2 separate regions of the Homo sapiens genome follow, and region 1 is linked to region 2. Evidence: chromatin loops called from intact Hi-C (ENCODE). Cell type or tissue: Calu3. All regions are shown on one strand. Each heading gives the region's core, and the rest is flanking DNA. Links, peaks and the distances in the headings are about the cores only.

The links. Peaks named below come from ENCODE experiments on the same cell type or tissue, not always from the same donor. Only the 100,000 strongest peaks of a DNase experiment are listed, where the experiment ranks them.
Region 1: a loop joins it to region 2, with 4 times the contacts of the local background. A loop is called at or near these places in 2 of 110 quality-filtered maps.

What each region holds. Positions count from the first base shown.
Region 1 is chr19:43,203,294-43,212,636 of GRCh38, reverse strand. It overlaps PSG4 (pregnancy specific beta-1-glycoprotein 4), which reads left to right and starts at 6,999. Exons shown (of 6, transcript NM_002780.5): 1 at 6,999-7,164; 2 at 8,386-8,751. The coding sequence starts at 7,101. LOC284344 (a long non-coding RNA gene) reads left to right here. Exons shown (of 9, transcript NR_033888.1): 9 at 162-846. In Calu3, for the core only: CTCF peaks have their summits at 1,673 (motif pointing right) and 5,264 (motif pointing right); DNase peaks (open chromatin) are centred at 1,676, 5,286 and 6,976.
Region 2 is chr19:43,420,852-43,430,194 of GRCh38, reverse strand. No RefSeq gene overlaps it. Among named protein-coding and RNA genes, the nearest start is that of TEX101, 11 kb to the right of the region's middle. In Calu3, for the core only: CTCF peaks have their summits at 4,113 (motif pointing left) and 4,316; DNase peaks (open chromatin) are centred at 3,894 and 4,324.

The DNA.
Region 1 (9,343 bases), core at 958-8,957, 220 kb after region 2:
CAACCTATTTTGCAAACAAATTTATTCTACTGAAATTATCATTGGTAAAACTAGAGATGCCCATAGAGAGAAAAATAATGTGGAAAATAAAAACCGTAGTACACCGGTTATGAGATTGCAACTTTGTTCATTGTTTCTGTGTTTTTATTATCTACCTGTAGACTGGATATTACCCTGAATTCTACTAGTTCCTCCAATTCCATTTTCTCCCATGGAATCACGAAGAGCAAGACCCACTCTGTTCCAGAAGTCCTATAAGCGGGAGGTGGACAACTCAATGTAAATTTCATGGGAAAACCCTTGTACCTGAAGCGTGAGCCACTCAGAACTCACCAAAATGTTCGACACCATAACAACAGCTGCTCAAACTGTAAACCAGGACAACAAGTGGATGACTTCACACTGTGGACAGTTTTTCCCAAGATGTCAGAACAAGACTCCCCATCATGATGAGGCTCTCACCCCTCTTAACTGTCCTTGCTCATGCCTGCCTCTTTCACTTGGCAGGATAATGCAGTCATTAGAATTTCACATGTAGTAGCTTCTGAGGATAACAACAGAGTGTCAGATATGTCGTCTCAACCTCAAACTTTTACGTAAAATCTCAGGGGAAATGTGGCTCTCTCCACCTTGCATACAGGGCTCCCAATAGAAATGAATACAGAGATATTGCCTGTGTGTTTGCAGAGAAGATGGTTTCTATAAAGAGTAGGAAAGCTGAAATTATAGTAGAGTCCCCTTTAAATGCACATTGTGTGGATGACTCTTGCCATTTCCTAAGAGATACATTGTAAAACGTGACAGTAAGACTGATTCTAGCAGAATAAAACATGTACCACATTTGCTAATACTGTTCTCTTAAAATAATTTTAAAAGAATGGGGTGGGCCCTCCCATGTGTTTAGGCCAGGTCTCTGAACACAATCCTCCATCTGCAGTAACAATGCCTAAGAAGATGACATGGACTTTGTCCCGATATGCAGCCATTCCTGTATACCCTTCCCCTGCTGCAGGGCCGTACCAGCCCAGGGCCCAAATCTTCAGCTGCAGAGCTGAGACAGAACATGGGATACCCAGCATCCCTTACCTTCTTCCAGTTCACTGCAGTGGCTACTGGCATGGCCCATTTATCCCTGAGGACACCCATCTGCTGACCCACAGTTTCTAAGAGTCAGACTTTCCTGGCTTCTCTGAGCCCCAGCTACTTTCACTCTGCTGAATCCTTCTTCTCCCCACAGGTGTCATTGACTTAGCAGACACCTCTTTCAGCTGCAGCTAACAGGTAAGCCAAGACCCAGACCCCAGAGGATAAACAAGGATTTCAAAACCTACTGTGTCCAATGGAGATGCCCACTTGTGGGCGGCAAGCCACCCAGGTGCCGAGGCAAGAGACCGAGGACACCAGCTGTTCCAGTATAATAAAATATAAAAGAAGAATAGTTATACCAGATATAGATCTTAGATATGATTATATATGAATATTATTAATCATTAGTTGGTAGCATTGCTCTTTATTCCAATATTATAATAATCTTTGGTCTATAATCATAACCTAGGAAAAGCCAGGCCATACAGCGATAGGAGCTGGGGAGACATAGTGAGAAGTGACCAGAAGACAATAGTGCGAGCCTTCTGTTACGCCCAGACAGGGCCACTAGAGGGCTCCTTGGTCTAGTGGTAACGCCAGCGTCTGGGAAGATGCCGGTTTCCAGGCGAACCATGATGTCGTGGTAGCCTCAGTGTCGAGGAAAAACACCCACTACTTAGCAGACCGGGAAAGGGAGTCTCCCTTTCCCCGGGGGAGTTTAGAGAAGACTCTGCTCCTCCACCTCTTGTGGAGGGCTTGACATTAGTCAGGTCAACCCGCAGTTATTCAGAGGCCTGTCTCCCTGTGATGCTGTGCTTCAGTGGTCACACTCCTAGTCCACCTTCATGTTCCATCCTGTACAACTGGCTCTGCTGTTTAGTTAGCAGTAGCAAATTAGTGAAAGTACTAAAAGTCTCTAATAAGCAGAAATAATGCTGTAAGCTCTCTCTCTTTCTCCTCTCTCTCTCTGCCTTGGCTGCCAGGCAGGGAAGGGCCCCCTGTCCAGTGGACATATGACCCATGTGACCTTACCTATCATTGGAGATGGCTCACATTCCTTATCCTGCCCCTTTGTCTTGTATCCAATAAATATCAGCACAGCTTGGCATTCGAGGCCACTAACGATCTCCGCATCTTGGTGGTAGTGGTTCCCCAGGCCCAGCTGTCTTTTATCTCTTTGTCTTGTGTCTTTATTTCTACAATCTCTTGTCTCCACACATGGGGAGAAAAACCCGCCGACCCTGTGGGGCTGGTCCCTACACCCACTGTACAGAGACAAAGAAATAGAGATGTATACAACTCCCCAACAACATTGTATCACAAAACAACATCCTCTCTGCCCCTCATCATGGAATTCACTGTCTCTCACCACGTGGGCAGGTGCTTCCAGGGTCTCACAATTCTTCCACAAGAGGCAATGCACACTTTAACATAGCACTTCAGCAAATAAAGTGGTGAGAGTTTACCTACTTAGATAAAGTTTCTTAAAAGGTTCTCCCAAATTTCCCCCTGAAGAAGACAGAAAAGGCTTTCCCAATGGTGAAACATTGGCCTCCCCACCTTTCAGAAAAGGAACACTGAATAGCCACAATAATCTTGCCAAAATAAATTGTAGGCTTGAACTTTACTTGAAACCTCGCAAAGGAGTACAATTATTAAAACAGAAGCTGCTGGCAAAAGAATGGACATAAAGACAAATGGGATAGAATTGAGAGTCTAGAAATAAACCCTCACACTTATGATCAATTACTCTTTGAAGAGGGTGTCAAGACAATTTAATGGATTAACAATTCTTCTTTCAAATGATAGTGCAGAAACTAGATAACCACATGCAAAACAGTTAATTTAAATAACTCTACCTCCCACCATATGAAACAATTCTCTAAAAAATTGATCAGTGAGTTAAATATAAGACCTATAACCATAAAAACATCTTAAAATAGACACAGAGGTACATACTGATGACCTCAAATGTGCCATGGATTCTTAGATATGATACAAAAGCATGAGTAACAAGAAAAAAAGATAAATTGGGCTTTATCAAGATGTGAGCCTTTTGTGCATCAAAGGAAATTATCAAGAAAATATTTAATAGACACCGAATGAGAGAAAATACTTGCAAACCACATATAGGCAGTTTTCATGTCCAGATAATATCAAGAACTAGCTACAACTCAATAAAGAAAGGACAAATCATCCAATTTATAAATGGGCAAAAGACTCAAATAGACATTTCTTCAAAGAAGATATACAAATAGTCAAGAAGGACATGAAAAGATACTCAACATCAATAGTCATTAGGAAAATACAAAGTCAAAGCTGCAAGGAGACACCACATCACACCTACAAAACTGGCTAACATTCTTTTAAAATGTTAAATAACAAGTAGCAGTATTATGTAGAATTTGAAATCTTCATACATTGCTGGTGAGAATATAAAAGGTACAGCCACTAGGAGAAACAGTTTTGCTGTTTCTCAAAAAGCTAATCACAGAATTCTCATTTGAAACAACACCCATTCCTAGGTATATACCCAAAAAATTAAATCCAGGGACTCAAACAGGTACTTGCATGGGAATGTTGATTGCAGCATTATTCACAAAAGATAAAATATGAAAACAATCCAAGTGTTCATCAACACATGAATAAATAAATATGGTGACACATACAACAGAATGTTAATCTGCCATAAAGAGGAATGAAGCTCTGACACCCGCTGGAACATGCATGGACTTTGGAAACATTATGCTAAGTGAAATATGTCAGAAACAAAATAACATCATTGTATAATTCCATTTATATGAAACATCAAGAATAGGCAAATTCATAGAGACAGAGTAGAGATGATCAAGGTCTAGAGTAGAACATACAAAGAGTTATTGTTTAAAAGATACAAAGTTTCAGTTTAAAATGATAAAAATTTTCTAGGGAAAATAGTGGTGATGGTAATTTAACATGGTGTATGTGGTTAATTTCACTTGATCGTGGATTTTAAAGTGGTTAAAATAGCACATTATTCACAGAACTGTGAAAAATAGATTTCTATTATTTAATTCACCCAGGCTAAGGTGTTTGTTATGGCAGCTGAAGCCCATGAATCCATCATCTGAGCCAGTGTTTCAATGAAAGGCATCAGTTTTCAATCAAGTTAGCTGGAAGCTCCTGTATCCAGGAGAACCAGAGGCCCCAAAACAAGAGCTCCAGCAGGGGCTCAACCAGCACAGGTCCCATAGGACAGCCTCAATGTCAGGCTCTGGATGGCATGTGAGGCTACAATGATACAACCACAACGTGAAAATGTATGTTCTTGTACTACTTACAGACACTAGGGAGCCCTCGGCACATTTGGAGACCACAGACACAGAGGTCAGTGAGCCCAGGCTTTATTAAGTCCAGGGTGTTATCTGACAGGTTTCCAGCAGGGAGCTTTAATGGATGTGTTCAAAGCAAGCAACAAACACTGGGACCAGGAGCTCACGCTGTGACTGAGAGGAGGTCACTTTAAATGTGAAGGCGAATGTCAGAATTATCAGTTTAAAGAAGCAGCTGCAGAGAGGGGAGTCCAGCACACCAAGCAGGAGAGATGCCTCTAAGATTTTATCTCTGCACACCAACTGGAGTCACTTGAACCAGATACAGTATTGAAAACTGCCATGGTGACCAAGCCCTGCCTCTGATTTGAGGCAAATAAACTTACATCTTAAAAAATGAATGCCAAGGCAACATGACACTATGAGCCTCATGACATCCAGGGACACCAGCAGGGTGTGGTACTGTGCCCTGGAGTCAGAATCCTGGGTTCTGGTCCCTGGGAGTGAGAAAAAGAAAATGACTTGTCCCTGCCCCCCGATATTGATCTTCCCACCCTGCTGCTCCCTCTTCTGCTCCCAAGCCCACGTGCACTGCTCAGCCCCAGACATCACTGCCCCCAGGGTATACACAGTGCTGCCTACTGCACACAAACACAAACTCACAGAAGGTGACAAAAATCTGCATTTGGGACATCTGATTGTGAAAGAGGGAGAACAGTGAACGTAGAGTCACACAGACTGGGACTCAAGGGGCTGGAAGGTGATGGAGCTGTAACATAACATATGTGTGACCTCATGTAAAGTGTGCAGATCCACATGGAATAAAACATGCAGCCTGGCCTGGGATTGCTGCCGTTCACACTTCCCTCCCTGTCCACCAGAGGGCGACAGAGTCCTTCCCAGCCTGGAGCCTTCCTAGGGGATGCCAACCTCCCTCAGCGGAACCCACAGCCCAGCAGGGTCCACCCTCACCAGGGTCACTTCGGCCCAAGTCTTCAGAGCCCTCCATGCTCCCAACACGGACTCTGTCAGCTCCTTCCTGACCCGCAGCCGCCAACCTAACACCACTCCCTCTGCAGGTAGCTCCTGCCCCACACACCTGCTCCTTCCCTGGGCCCAGCTAAAGGCATCTCCCGGGCAGCGATGGTGCACGCGACGCCACACTGGACGCTTTCCCCTCGTGACCTCCCTCCATCCTCATCAACTCTTTCTGTCACTGCTCCCTAAATGCCCGCCCCTGCTCCATCTGTCCTGTTCTCTGGGGCATCCCAGGCCAAGCCTAGCGCTGACACAGAACAGCGGCTGCCTGAGGGCCCACAGCCTCCCCGGGAATCAGCCAGGCACCCTGTGTCCTGCCTGCCCACTGCAGCCCAGGGGGCGCAGAGAGCGTGTGATGGTCACACACAGGCACCATCCGGGATGTGGCCACCTGCCACCAGCTGTCCCTTGGGAAGACAGACCTCTCCTGTGTGCTTGTGGGGAGAAGGGGGGTGTTATTTTTCTTTGCTCCCAGAACACAACTCACCCCCACCCGCCCTCTCAGGTGTGAGCAAGGTCCCTCCAGACAGGCTCTCTGGCCACTGCCTGTTCCTCCTCTACAGAGAGCAGCTTGGCCAGGTCAAAACCCTCAGGACAGACCCCTGGGTATGTCAGCACAGGGAGGGCTGAGCCCATCATGGCCACGGAGTAAGTCGGGATGAATCTCTCCAGCTCTGAACCCCTGCTCTGTCCCAGGCTCCCCCTCCTGCGTCTCAACAAGCCATGTCCCGCGGGGTTCCTGGGTAACTCCCCACTTCCTCCTGCACCACCACGGGGAAGGTGTGGTGACCACAGGACAATCAGCTGGGCAGAGAAGAGAGGACATCAAAGGTGGTCAGGGAGAACATGAGAAACCCTGAGCTCCAGCTCAGCCGCCAGACCCCAGGGAGACACAGAGTGACCGAGAACTGTCCCTTTGACTCTGGGATTCACAGCCCCCACTGAGCAATCAGCACAGGCCTCTCCTCCCAAGAGGCCTGAGAGATTCACCCTGCACACCTCCAGGATGGATAGTTTCCTCTGGGAAACCCAGGTACTGAATGTTCATCCTTGGAAGCTGCAGCCAAGCTAGACACGATTAGAGAAAGGAAGGGTCCCTCTTACCAGACAACACAGAGCTCACCCACAGCACAATGGGACGTCACTGTGACGGGAACCTTGTGCAGCTCCTGCACTGAAGGGGAGAGCCAGATGAGGAAGGAAGAGGGTAAAGGGCGTGAATGTGCACCCTACCCCAGAGCCATGGGGACAGCAGGAGGCTGAGGCCCAGGACTCTGCTTGCCTAACCTGCAGGGTATGTGTGTGACCATGTGGGTCGTGTGTGTCTCTTCTGTGTGTGTGTGTGTGTGTGTGCATCTGCACAAAGTGTGTGTTGAGGTTTGGTGAAAGAATCACTGCTGAAAAATGCAGAGGCCTCCACAATTCCCAGGGACCTGAAACACAGACAAAAGGAAAAACAGGAGGGACAAGGAGGCAGAACTGAGAGAGGAGGGGACAGAGAGGTGTCCTGGGCCTGACCCCGCCCACGAGCTTGAGAAATGCTCCTGCCCCGGGAGGAGGCTCAGCACAGAAGGAGGAAGGACAGCACAGCTGACAGCCGTACTCAGGAAGCTTCTGGATCCTAGGCTTATCTCCACAGAGGAGAACACACAAGCAGCAGAGACCATGGGGCCCCTCTCAGCCCCTCCCTGCACACAGCGCATCACCTGGAAGGGGGTCCTGCTCACAGGTGAGGAGAGAACTTCCTGGGAGAGGACAGGAGGAGGAAGCAGAGTGACTGGATGGGGTCTCCTGGAGAGGATGGGGTTCTGAAAAATGAAAGAAGCCAGCACTTTGGGAGGCTGAGTTGGGTGGATCAGGAGATCAGGAGTTCAAGATCAGTCTGGCCAACACTGTGAAGCCCTGTCTCTACTAAAAACACAAAAAATTAACCAGGTATAGTGGTGTGCTCCTGTAATCATAGCTACTCAGGAGGCTGTGGCAGGAGAATCACGTGCACCCACGAGGCAGAAGTTGCAGCTAGCCAAGATAGCACTACTGCACACCAGCCTGGGTGACAGGACGAGACTCCGTCTCAAAAAAAAAAAAAAGAAAAAAGGAAAAAAAGAAAAAAGAAGAAAAGGGAAAGAAGGCTCTGTTGGAGCCTGGATAGGGGAAAATACACCAGAGGGTCAAAATAGGAAAGTCACATTGAAGCGGAATTGGTAAGTGGTAGGAAAATCTTAAGTGTTCTGTTTTCCTGATTAATCATCAGGGGCCACCATATTTTGAAAAATGATAACAATAACTATATCAGATGACACTTCAAATGAAAATATAAGCAGGACATGAAACACTGTCCTCAGCAAGAAACCTCAACAATTGGGGGGAAAAAGAAACATCCAGAGGGTGGAGACCCTGAGAACTCTCACATCTACAGGAGTCTGCCGCCTGTTCCAGGTACTGGGGTGCAACCAAGATCACAAAAGTCCCTGTCCTCACGGAGCTCACACAGTCATCGTGGGGGGAAGACAGACATGCTAAGTGATCTAGAATGTGAGATCAGGTGTTGACAAGAACCCTGGAGGGAGGAGAGCAGGGAAAGGTCAGAAAGGGAAGACCCAGGGTCTCTGAAGGAGGTATCAGGAAAGAAGTCTAAGGATGCCCTGATGTGAGCAGGACCTGAGGGCAGTGTGGAGGGGGCCGTGCGGACCCCTGGGGAAGAGGAATCCAAAAAGAAAAATGCCAAGGTCAGAAGTGTTGAAGGAATGGGGGTCATGCTGCTGATCTTGACCTAGTGGGACAGTAGGACACACACACATACACTCACGCCCCTTTAGTGTGTGTATGTGTTTGTATGTGTGTGTTTGTGTGTCTTCAAGGCTGAGGATTGAAGAGACCTTCTCAGGACCCATCTTTTCACCCCAATACATAGGTCTCAATATTAACTGATGCTCTCTGTACCTCCTAGCATCACTTTTAAACTTCTGGAATCCGCCCACAACTGCCCAAGTCACGATTGAAGCCCAGCCACCCAAAGTTTCTGAGGGGAAGGATGTTCTTCTACTTGTCCACAATTTGCCCCAGAATCTTGCTGGCTACATTTGGTACAAAGGGCAAATGACATACCTCTACCATTACATTACATCATATGTAGTAGACGGTCAAAGAATTATATATGGGCCTGCATACAGTGGAAGAGAAAGAGTATATTCCAATGCATCCCTGCTGATCCAGAATGTCACGCAGGAGGATGCAGGATCCTACACCTTACACATCATAAAGCGACGCGATGGGACTGGAGGAGTAACTGGACATTTCACCTTCACCTTACACCGTGAGTGATTCCACATGATCCCTGGGTGTTGGGGGACAGGGGTCACTTCTACTTCACACACACAGGATTCTCAGGCCTGGACTCTGCCTGTGTCCCTCTCTGCATTAAGTCCCATGCTGGGGTTTGGGCATTTAGTGCAGGACACACAGAGGAGACAAATTTCAACAGATCAGAATTCCTTTCCCGCATTCAGACCCTGCAGACACTCGCTGCAGAGGAAGGACAGTCTGATGGGGGGACTCAGCAGGAGGAGATCAGTCTCAGACAAGCACCTCATGCCCTCTTCATAAATTTGACGCTGACAAAGACCCTGGAGAACTGAGTAGGGCTGGCCTGAGGGGCCCCCTGAGATACTCTCAGAGCAGCTCAGCCCTAGAAGCCTCAACCCCAGACCTCTGTCCCTAAATCCTTGCTCCAGATAAAGCTGAGGAGCCTGTGCCAGTGCTGGGTTGTTCCTTCTTGGGCAGGCCTTACTGGGACCAAGAATTTACCAGCTGTCAGAGGACTGTGTCTCCTGGAGCTGTTCACCAGCCAGGGCTCAGCCCTCAGAGCCTCATCTGGGCAAGGACAGAGCTTTCTTCACCTGACACTC
Region 2 (9,343 bases), core at 774-8,773:
GAACCCTTCACAGAATTCTGCTGTAGGGTGCATCTTTCACAGAGACCATGCTGGCTTTGAGGGTGTCTGGGGCTGTGCACTTCTGTATCAGGGCCCCATCTCTCTTCCCTTAGGATAATTTTTATTTTTATTTAATTAATTTTTATTTCTTTTTTTTGAGACAGAGTCTCGCTCTGTCACCCAGGCTGGAGTGCAGTGGCGCGATCTCGGCTCACTGCAACCTCTGCCTCCTGGGTTCAAGCGATTCTCCTGCCTCAGTTGCCCAAGTAGCTGGGATTACAGGCGCCTGCCACAATGCCTGGCTAATTTTTTGTATTTTTAGTAGAGACAGGGTTTCTCCATGTTGGCCAGGCTGGTCTCAAACTCTTGACCTCAAGTCATCCTCATGCCTCAGCCTCCCAAACTGCTGGGATTACAGGAGTGAGCCTCCGCTCCTGGCCATGGGCTTTGGTTTTTACTCCGAGTGAGGTGGAGAGTCATTGTAGGGTTTTGATAGAGAGCGAGTTTATTTTTTATTTCTTCATTTCTTTATTATTTTGTTTTTGAGACAGGGTCTTGCTGTGTTGCCCAGGCTGGAGTGCAGTGGCGCAATCATAGCTCAGTGCAGTCTTGAACTCCTGGTCTCAGGCGATTCTTCCGCCTCAGCCACCTGAGTAGCTGGGACTACAAGTGTGCACCACCATGCCTGGCTAAGAGACAGGGTTTAGGCTTACTTTAAAAAAGGATCACTGTGGCTGCTAAGTCGAGAAGAGAATGGGATTGTGGGAAGGGAAAGGTCAAAGCATAGAGACTCTTGGCTGTTGCAATAATCAAGGTGAGAAATGGTGGCAGCTTGGACTGGAGAAGAAGCAGCGGAGGTTATGAGACATGGTCAGATTCTAGAGGTATTTTAAAGGCAGAATCAACAGGATATGCTAAAGGATTGGATATGGGATAGGAGAGGGAGATCAAGAATAACTCCAATGTTGTGGTCTGAGTAGCACACATAAAACTCATTTATTATGGACTGTTTCAGAAATATATCTAAGTAGATAAAAAGCTTTTTTTTTTTTGAGAAGGAGTTTCACTCTCATTGCCCAGGCTGGATTGCAGTGGCGTGATCTTGACTCACTGCAACCTCTGCCTCCCGAGCCCAAGCGATTCTCCTGCCTCAGCCTCTGGAGTAGCTGGGATTACAGGCGCCTGCCACCAGGCCTGGCTAATTTTTTTGTAATTTTTTAAATTAGAAACTGGGTTTCACCATGTAGGTCAGACTTGTCTCAAACTCCTGACCTCAGGCAATCCACCCACCTCGGCCTCCTAAAGTGCTGGGATTACAGGCGTGAGCCACGACGTCTGGCCAGACAAAAGTCTTATAGTGAACCCCATGTAGCTGTCAACCAGCTTCAATAATGATTGCCTCGAAATGATGACCAGTTTCACTTCATCTATGCCTCTCCCTACTCTCTATTCCATATTGTATTGAAGTAAATCTCAGACATTATTTCATTTTATTTGTAAATCCTTCTCTGTGTGTGTGTGTGTGTCTGTGTGTGTATTGTGTGTGTGTGTAGAGATTTTATATATATATATATATATGTATATTCTTTTTTTTTTTGAGATGGAATCTCACTCTGTTGCCCAAACTGGAGTGCAATGGTGCCATCTTGGCTCACTGCAACCTCCACCTCTCAAGTTCAAGCGATTCTCCTGCCTCAGCCTTCTGAGTAGCTGGGATTATAGGCACCCATCACCACACCTGGCTAAGTTTTGTATTTTTAGTAGAGACGGGGTTTCACCATGTTTGTCAGGCTGGTCTTGAATTCCTGACCTCAAGTGATTCGCCTGCCTTGGCCTCCGAAAATGCTGGGAACACAGATGTGAGCCACCATGCCCAGCCATTCTGTATATATAGTTTTAAAAAGATAAGCCTCCCCCAACCTTTTTTTTTTTTTTTTGAGATGCAGTCTTGCTCTGTTCCCCAGGCTGGAGTGCAATGGTGCAATCTCAGCTCACTATAACCTCTGCCTCCCGGGTTCAAGCAATTCTACTGCCTCAGCTTCCTGAGTAGCTGGGATTTCAGGCATGCGTCACCACGCCTGGCTAATTTTTGTATTTTTAGTGGAGATGGGGTTTCGCCATGTTGGCCAGGCTGGTCTTGAACTCCTGACCTCAAGTGATCCACCGGCCTCGGCCTCCCAAAGTGCTGGGATTACAGGCATGAGCCACTGGATCCGCTGAGCCTCTCCCTTTTAAAAAATAAATATGCCACATTCTGTGACGATAAAGTTACAAGAAAATAAAAAAATTAAAATAAACATGTCATGAAATCAGCGTATCTATTAATGGTTGACTTTCTTGCAAAGACTACCAGAGAAACCCATTGATCACGCAAAGTAAGAGTTTATAAGGCCAATTGCAGCAAGGGAGAACAAAGTTCGGTGGTGTCTCAACAGTGTCACAAAGGGGAAAATGATGTAAGGGTATTTGAGGTAATTCTTTAAAGCAAGGAACTGACTAAAATTGGGCAAAGGGCTGGGTGCGGTGGCTCACGCCTGTAATCCCAGCACTTTGGGAGGCTGAGGCAGGCGGGTCACCTGAGGTCAGGAAAGAACCTAGGAGGCGGAGGTTGCAGTGAGCCGAGATCATGCCACTGCACTCCAGCCTGGGCGACAGAGCGAGACACTATCTCAAAATAAAATAAAATAAAATAAAATAAAATAAAATAAAATAAAATAAAGTAAAATAAAATAAAATAAAATAAAATTGGATAAAAAGTATGAGACGATAGTTTAGAATTGGTGAACACAACAGAATGGAGGTCTTGAGAGAAGTCTTGAGAAGCAAACTATTGTCTGATAAGTGAGCTTTTTGCCCAGTTGAGCCATGTGTTGAGAGGAGAGCTATATGCCCAGGTGAGCAAATTGTTTGCCTAGATAAATTTTTTTTTTTTTTTATTTTCCTGAAGCAAACAATGAGTTCTTTATTGTTTTACAGTCTTATCCTTCCAGGCAAGGCTTTTTTGAAAGTCAAACAAACAGGTAAGTCATGTTGAAATACATGATCTCAGTTCTCATATCTAATAGAATTTAAGATACCTACCTCATTAAATAATCAATGAATGCATTTTCTTAGCTGTATCAGAAAAGTATTATTTTATATCTGATTATTCAAGCCAGGATCCAAGCAAGGTCCACAAATTGCATTTGATTTTGTGTGTTTAAGTTCCTCTTAAACTATAGCTTCCCTTACTTTTTTTTCTTCTTCTCTCAAATTTATGTTTTGACAAAGTTAGGTCATTGTCTTGCAGCTTCCATAATCTGGATTTTGCTAGTTCCATCCCCACAGGCATTTAACATGCTCTTTTCTCCTCTAAGTTCCTTTCAATTTGGTAGTTAGAACTGATGCACGCTGAGTGCAGTGGCTCACACCTGTAATCCCAGAAATTTGGGAGGCCCAGGTGGGAGGATCGCTTAAGCCCAGAAGTTTGAGCACAGCCTGAGTAACATGGTGAGACTCTGTTTCTACGAAATTAAAAAAAAAATTAGCCAGCTCTGGTGGTGCGTGCCTGGAGGCCCAGCTACCCAGGAGCCTGAGATGGGAGGATCACTTGAGCCCAGAAAGTAGAGGCTACAGTGAGCTGCGTTTGTGCCGCTGCACTCCAGCCTGGGTGACAGAGCAAGACCCTGTCTCAAAACAAAACAAAACAAAAACAAACAACAACAGCAACAAAAACAAAACAAAAAAACTGATGCAGGATGGACAGGCCCCCAACATGATGCTTAGGCTGGGAGGGTTCTTGGCTTTGACCGGGAAAGAATTCAAGGGCGAGCCCCGGGTATTAGGCAGTAATCTTTTATTGAATGGTACTGCTCCTTGCTGAGCAGGGATAACTCATTGGCAGTGTGCCCAGAGTTGGCAACCTGTGAACCCTTGGCAACTACATTTATATTCTCTTATAGCCACTTCAATTACATGCAAATTAAGGTGTGGATTAATGCAAATTAAGGAGTGAGTTATTTAACAAGTTTCCAGGAAAAGGGCAGCAACTTCCAGATCATTGCCATAGAAATGGGTGGTAACTTCTGGGTCGTTGCTATGGCGTTTATAAACTGTCATGGTGCTGGGGGCAGTGTCTTGAGCTAATGAGCAATGAGGGCAGCTAGGGTCACTTTTGCTGTCATCTGCTGGTTTTGTCCAGTTTCTTCACTTTATCCTGTCTGGACTAAATCCTGTTTTAGTCAGCAGCGTTGTGACCAGAAAACAAGTCTTGTCGATCTCCTAAACTACTGATCTAAGCTATTCAGCTTTTAAAAACGTGGCAAACAGCAATTTAGTGGGTCTCCCACTGCCAATTTTGTCTTCCTCCAGACTATTCTCAACATAGCAGCTAGAGGGCTCCTTAGACAAGAGAAGTCAAAACATCGTATCACACCCTGACATAAACTAACTTTTTCTTCTTTCTTTTCTTTTCCTTTTCTCTTCTCTTCTCTTTCTTTTCCCCTCCCTCCCTCTGCACTGCCCCCTCCCTCTCTCCCTTCCTTCTTTCCTTCCTTCCTTCCTCCCTTCCTCCCTTCCTTTCTCTCTCTCTCCCCTCCCTCAATCTCTCTGTCTTTCTTTATTTTTTAAACAGAGTCTCACTCTGTCACCCAGGCAGAGTGCAGTGGTGGGATCAAAGCTTACTTCAGCCTCAACCTCCCAGGCTCAAGCAGTCCTCCTGCCTCAGCCTCCTCAGCAGCTGGGACCAAAGGTGCATGCCATCATGCCCAGCTAATTTTTAAAAATTTTTTGTAGAAATGAGGATCTTGCTATGTTGCCTAGGCTGGTCTCAAACTCCTGGACACAAGCTATCCTCCCACTCTGGCCTCCCAGAGTGCTAGGATTGATTACAGGCATGAGCCACCACACCTAGCCTGATCTAAACTCTCTAACAACTTCCAAATTCACCTGGCATAAAAGCCAGAGTCAGTGCAGTTGCCTATGAGCTCCCTGAGATCTGTATTCCCGTTACCTCTGACCACATCTCCTAAGATGCTCTTCCTCATTTCCTCTGCTCCAGTCACCCTGGCCTAGTTGCTGTTTCTTGGGATCTCATGCAGGTGCCCACCCATAATATATGCATTCCAGTTTTTCTATATCCCTGCCAACACCTGTATACTGGAAACAGCACAACAATGCTGAAGGAAATTTCACACTGTGAAATAATACTGTGTCTTCTTCCCCATTCATAGCATATATCTTTTCATTTATTTCAGCACTGTTGTGAAATAAATGAAAAGATATATGGTATGAATGGGGAAGAAGACACAGTATTATTAATGTCGCTGGAAAAAGGGGTCTTGATCCAGACTCCAAGAGAGGATTTTTGGATCTTATGCAAGAAAGAATTCAAGGTGAGTCACAGAGTGCGGTGGCAACAGAGTTGCTCATTAGTTACACAGTAGGGTTGCCTCAGAAAGCAAGAGAAAGAATGCGCTGTCTTTTTAAAAATTATTATTATTATTTTTTGAGACAGAGTTTCACTCTTGTTGCCCAGGCTGGAGTGCAATGGCGCGATCTCGGCTTACCACAAACTCTGCCTCCCAGATTCAAGCGATTCTCCTGCCTCAGCCTCTCGAGTAGCTGGGATTATAGGCATGCGCCACCACGCCCGGCTGATTTTGTATTTTTAGTAGAGACCGGGTTTCTCCATGTTGGTCAGGCTGGTCTTGAACTTCTGACCTCACGTGGTCTGCCCGCCTCAGTCTCCTAAAGTGCTGGGATTACAGGCGTGAGCCACCGCACCCGGCCGCATTGTCCTTTTTTAAAAACTCTTCTTATACAGGGGTCTTATCTATATAAAAGCTAAGCTAAGTTATGTCTATGTGTGAGTGGGCTGACAGCATGACAAAATTTATTATTTTGCTGATTTAAGGAAAGTTATCTGCCAGGTGCAGTGGACCATGCTTGTAATCCCAGCACTTTGGGAGGCCAAGGTGGGAGGATCGCTTGAGCCCAGGAGTTTGAGACCAGCCTGGGCAACACGGTGCGGTCCTGTCTCTACAAAAAAAATACAAAAATTAGTGAGGTGTGGTGGCTCTCGCCTGTAGTCCCAGCTACTGGAGGGTGGGGGTGGGAGGTGGGAGGATTGCTTGAGCCGGGGAGGCAGAAGTTGCAGTGAACTGAGATCATGTCACTGCGCTCCAGCCTGGGTGACAGAGCGAGACCCCATCTCCAAAAATAATAAATAAATAAATAAATAAATAAATAAATAAAAGTTATTCTTGGCATTTTAGTGCATAAGTACACCAAAGCATGACTCTGTCTTGAAAGTATATATTGTTATGTGATATTGGGACATCTGGACATTCTTCTGTCACAGGAGTTTGTCCTTGCAGGCATTAATAAACTGCTTCTTTAGCTGTAAACATCTTATGACCGTGGGTTGTGATTGGCAAAGAGCGTACCTTGCTAGTTTTACGACAGGGTTGATTTTAAAATGGTGTCACCCTGGCTCTCCTATGCTCCTGTTTCCTTAACGTTAAGATGTCAATTCTCCTCAAACAATCCCAATCAAAATCCTTGCAGGATTTTTGTAGTAATTGACAAGATGATTCTAAAATTCATTTGGAAATGCAAACGACTTAGAATAGCAGTGACAACAACAACAACAAACAAACAAGCAATAACAAACTTGGCTAATGTATAATATATAATACTAAAAGCATATTTCATAAAGTTGATAAATTGGACTTCATTAAATTAAAAACCCATGCTCTGCTGGGTGCGGTGGCTCATGCCTATAATCCCAGCACTTTGGGAGGCCAAGGCAGGTGGATTGCCTGAGCTCAGGAGTTCGAGACCAGCCTGGACAACACAGTGAAACCCCATCTCTACTAAAATACAAAAAATTAGCCTGGTATGGCAGTGTAAGCCTGTAGTCCCAGCTACTCAGGAGGCAGAGGGAGGAGAACTGCTTGAACCCGGGAGGTGAGGGTTGCAGTGAGCCGAGATCGCGCCACTGCACTCCAGCCTGGGCGACAGAGCTAGACTCCGTCTCAAAAACAAACAAACAAACAAAAAAAACCGTGCTCTGTGAAAGACACTAAGAGAAGAAAAGGACAAGGCAGAGTAGAAGAAAATATTTTAAAATGATATACCTGTTAAGGAATTTGCATTTGTAATATGCAAATATGAAACATACTCAAAACTCAATAATAAAATAAACATCACGATAAAAAAGAGCCATCCATTTGAAGAGGCATTTTATGTTATTTAGATCTGTGCTGTACAATACAGTAGCCACTATATCATATAGTAGCCACATGTGGATACTGAATGCTTGAAATGTAACAAGTCCAAATTAAGATGTATCATGATTGTGAAATACACACCACATTTTGAAGACTTAGTATAAAAAAGAATGTAAGATAGCTCATTAAAATTTGTATTGATTACATGTTTAATGGTAATATTTTGGATATACCATTCAGTTAAATAAAATACATCTCTATTGCTATGATTTTGCCATTTCAAGAATATTATATACATGGATTCATATAGTACATATATGACCTTTGAGATGGACTTTTTTCCACTCAGCATAATGCCATTGAGATCCAGCCAAGTTTCTGTGTGTATAAATAGTTTGTTTCTTTCTATTGTGGAGTTTAACATTCACCTACTGTAAGACATTTTGGTTGTTTTCATTTTGGGCTATTACAAATAAAGCTGCTAAGAACAAGCACATACATGATTTTGTGTTGACTTAAGTTTCCATTTCTTGTGGATGAACGCTCAGCAGTATGACTGCTGGGTAGATGGTAAGTGTGTGTTTAGTTTTTAAATAAATGGCCAAACTATTTTCCAGAGTGGGTGCACCATTTCACATTCTTACAGCAATATATGAGAGATCTAGTTTCTCAATTCCTCTCCAGAATTTGGCATTGTCACTCCTTCCTTTTCTTTCTCTTTCTTTCCTCTCTTTTCTTTTCTTTCTTTCTTTCTCTTTCTTTCTTTCCTTCCTTCCTTCCTTCCTTCCTTTCTTTCTCTCTTTCTTTTTCTTCCTTTCTTCCTTTTTCTTTCTCTCTGTCTCTGAGACAGGGTCATGCTCTATCATCTAGGGAGGAGGAGTGCAGTGGCGTGACCTCAGCAAACTGTCCACCTCCCTGGGTCAAGCCATCCTCTTGTCTCAGCCTCCCAAATAGCTGTGACTATGTACAGGCACACACTACCATGCCCAGTTAATTTTTGTATTTTTTGTAGAGACGGGGTTTCACTATGTTGCCCAGGCTGGTCTCAAACTCCTGAGCTCAAGTAATCCACTCGCCTTGGCCTCCCAAAGTGCTGGCACTATAGGTGTGGGCCACTGCACCTGGCCCTCAGTTAAAATTTGATTTTCGTGTGCTTCTTCTTCCTCTTTAGGGAGATTTAGCAAACTGACACAATGGGGACTGGCTACCTAAGGACAAAGATAAGGAATTAGCTAGAGTAGCGCTTAAACTGCAGGAGAGTGGTATAAATAAAAAAAAAATGATTGAGGTGAGTCTTAATTATTTTAGTTTCTTTTGCTAAGGTTTAGGACATGCCCAGGAAAAAGAAACACAAAACCACAGGAACATCTGTGATCTGTGCTTTTTCCAAAGAGGATTTGGGAACTTCAATTTTTTTTTTTTTTTTTTTTTTTTGAGAGAAAGTTTCACTTTTGTTGCCAGGCTGGAGTGCAGTGGCATGATCTCGGCTCACTGCAACCTCTGCCTCCCAGGTTCAAGCAGTTCTCCTGCCTCAGCCTCCCGAGTAGCTGGGATTACAGGCATCCGCCACCATGCCTAGCTAATTTTTTATATTTTTAGTAGAGACGGGGTTTCACCATGTTGGCCAGGCTGGTCTTGAACTCCGACCTCAGGTGATCCACCTGCCTCGACCTCCCAAAGTGCTGGGATTACAAGCATGAGCCACCACACCCGGCCTGGGGACTTCAATATTTAAAGTGGGGAAAGGAGTGGGCAATAGGAGAAAGAGGAAAGAAAAAAAGGAGGAGAGTAAATAAAAAGGGAAAGTGGTTGCATTCTTTTGAGGCTTTGATCAGCTTTCAGTGAATCTACATTTTACATGTGAAAGGAGAGGGTAGAGGAATAGTCAACTATGCAATCATCTTGCCCTCAGTGAATTTGCATTTTTTTTTTTGAGACGGAGTTTTGCTCTTGTCACCCAGGCTGGAGTGCGATGGCCGGATCTCAGCTCACTGCAATCTCTGCCTTCTGGGTTCAAGTGATTCTCCACCTCAGCCTCCTGAATAGCTGGGATTACAGGCATCTGCCACCACACCTGGTAAATTTTTGTATTTTTAGTAGAGATGGGGTTTTACCATGTTGGCCAGGCTGGT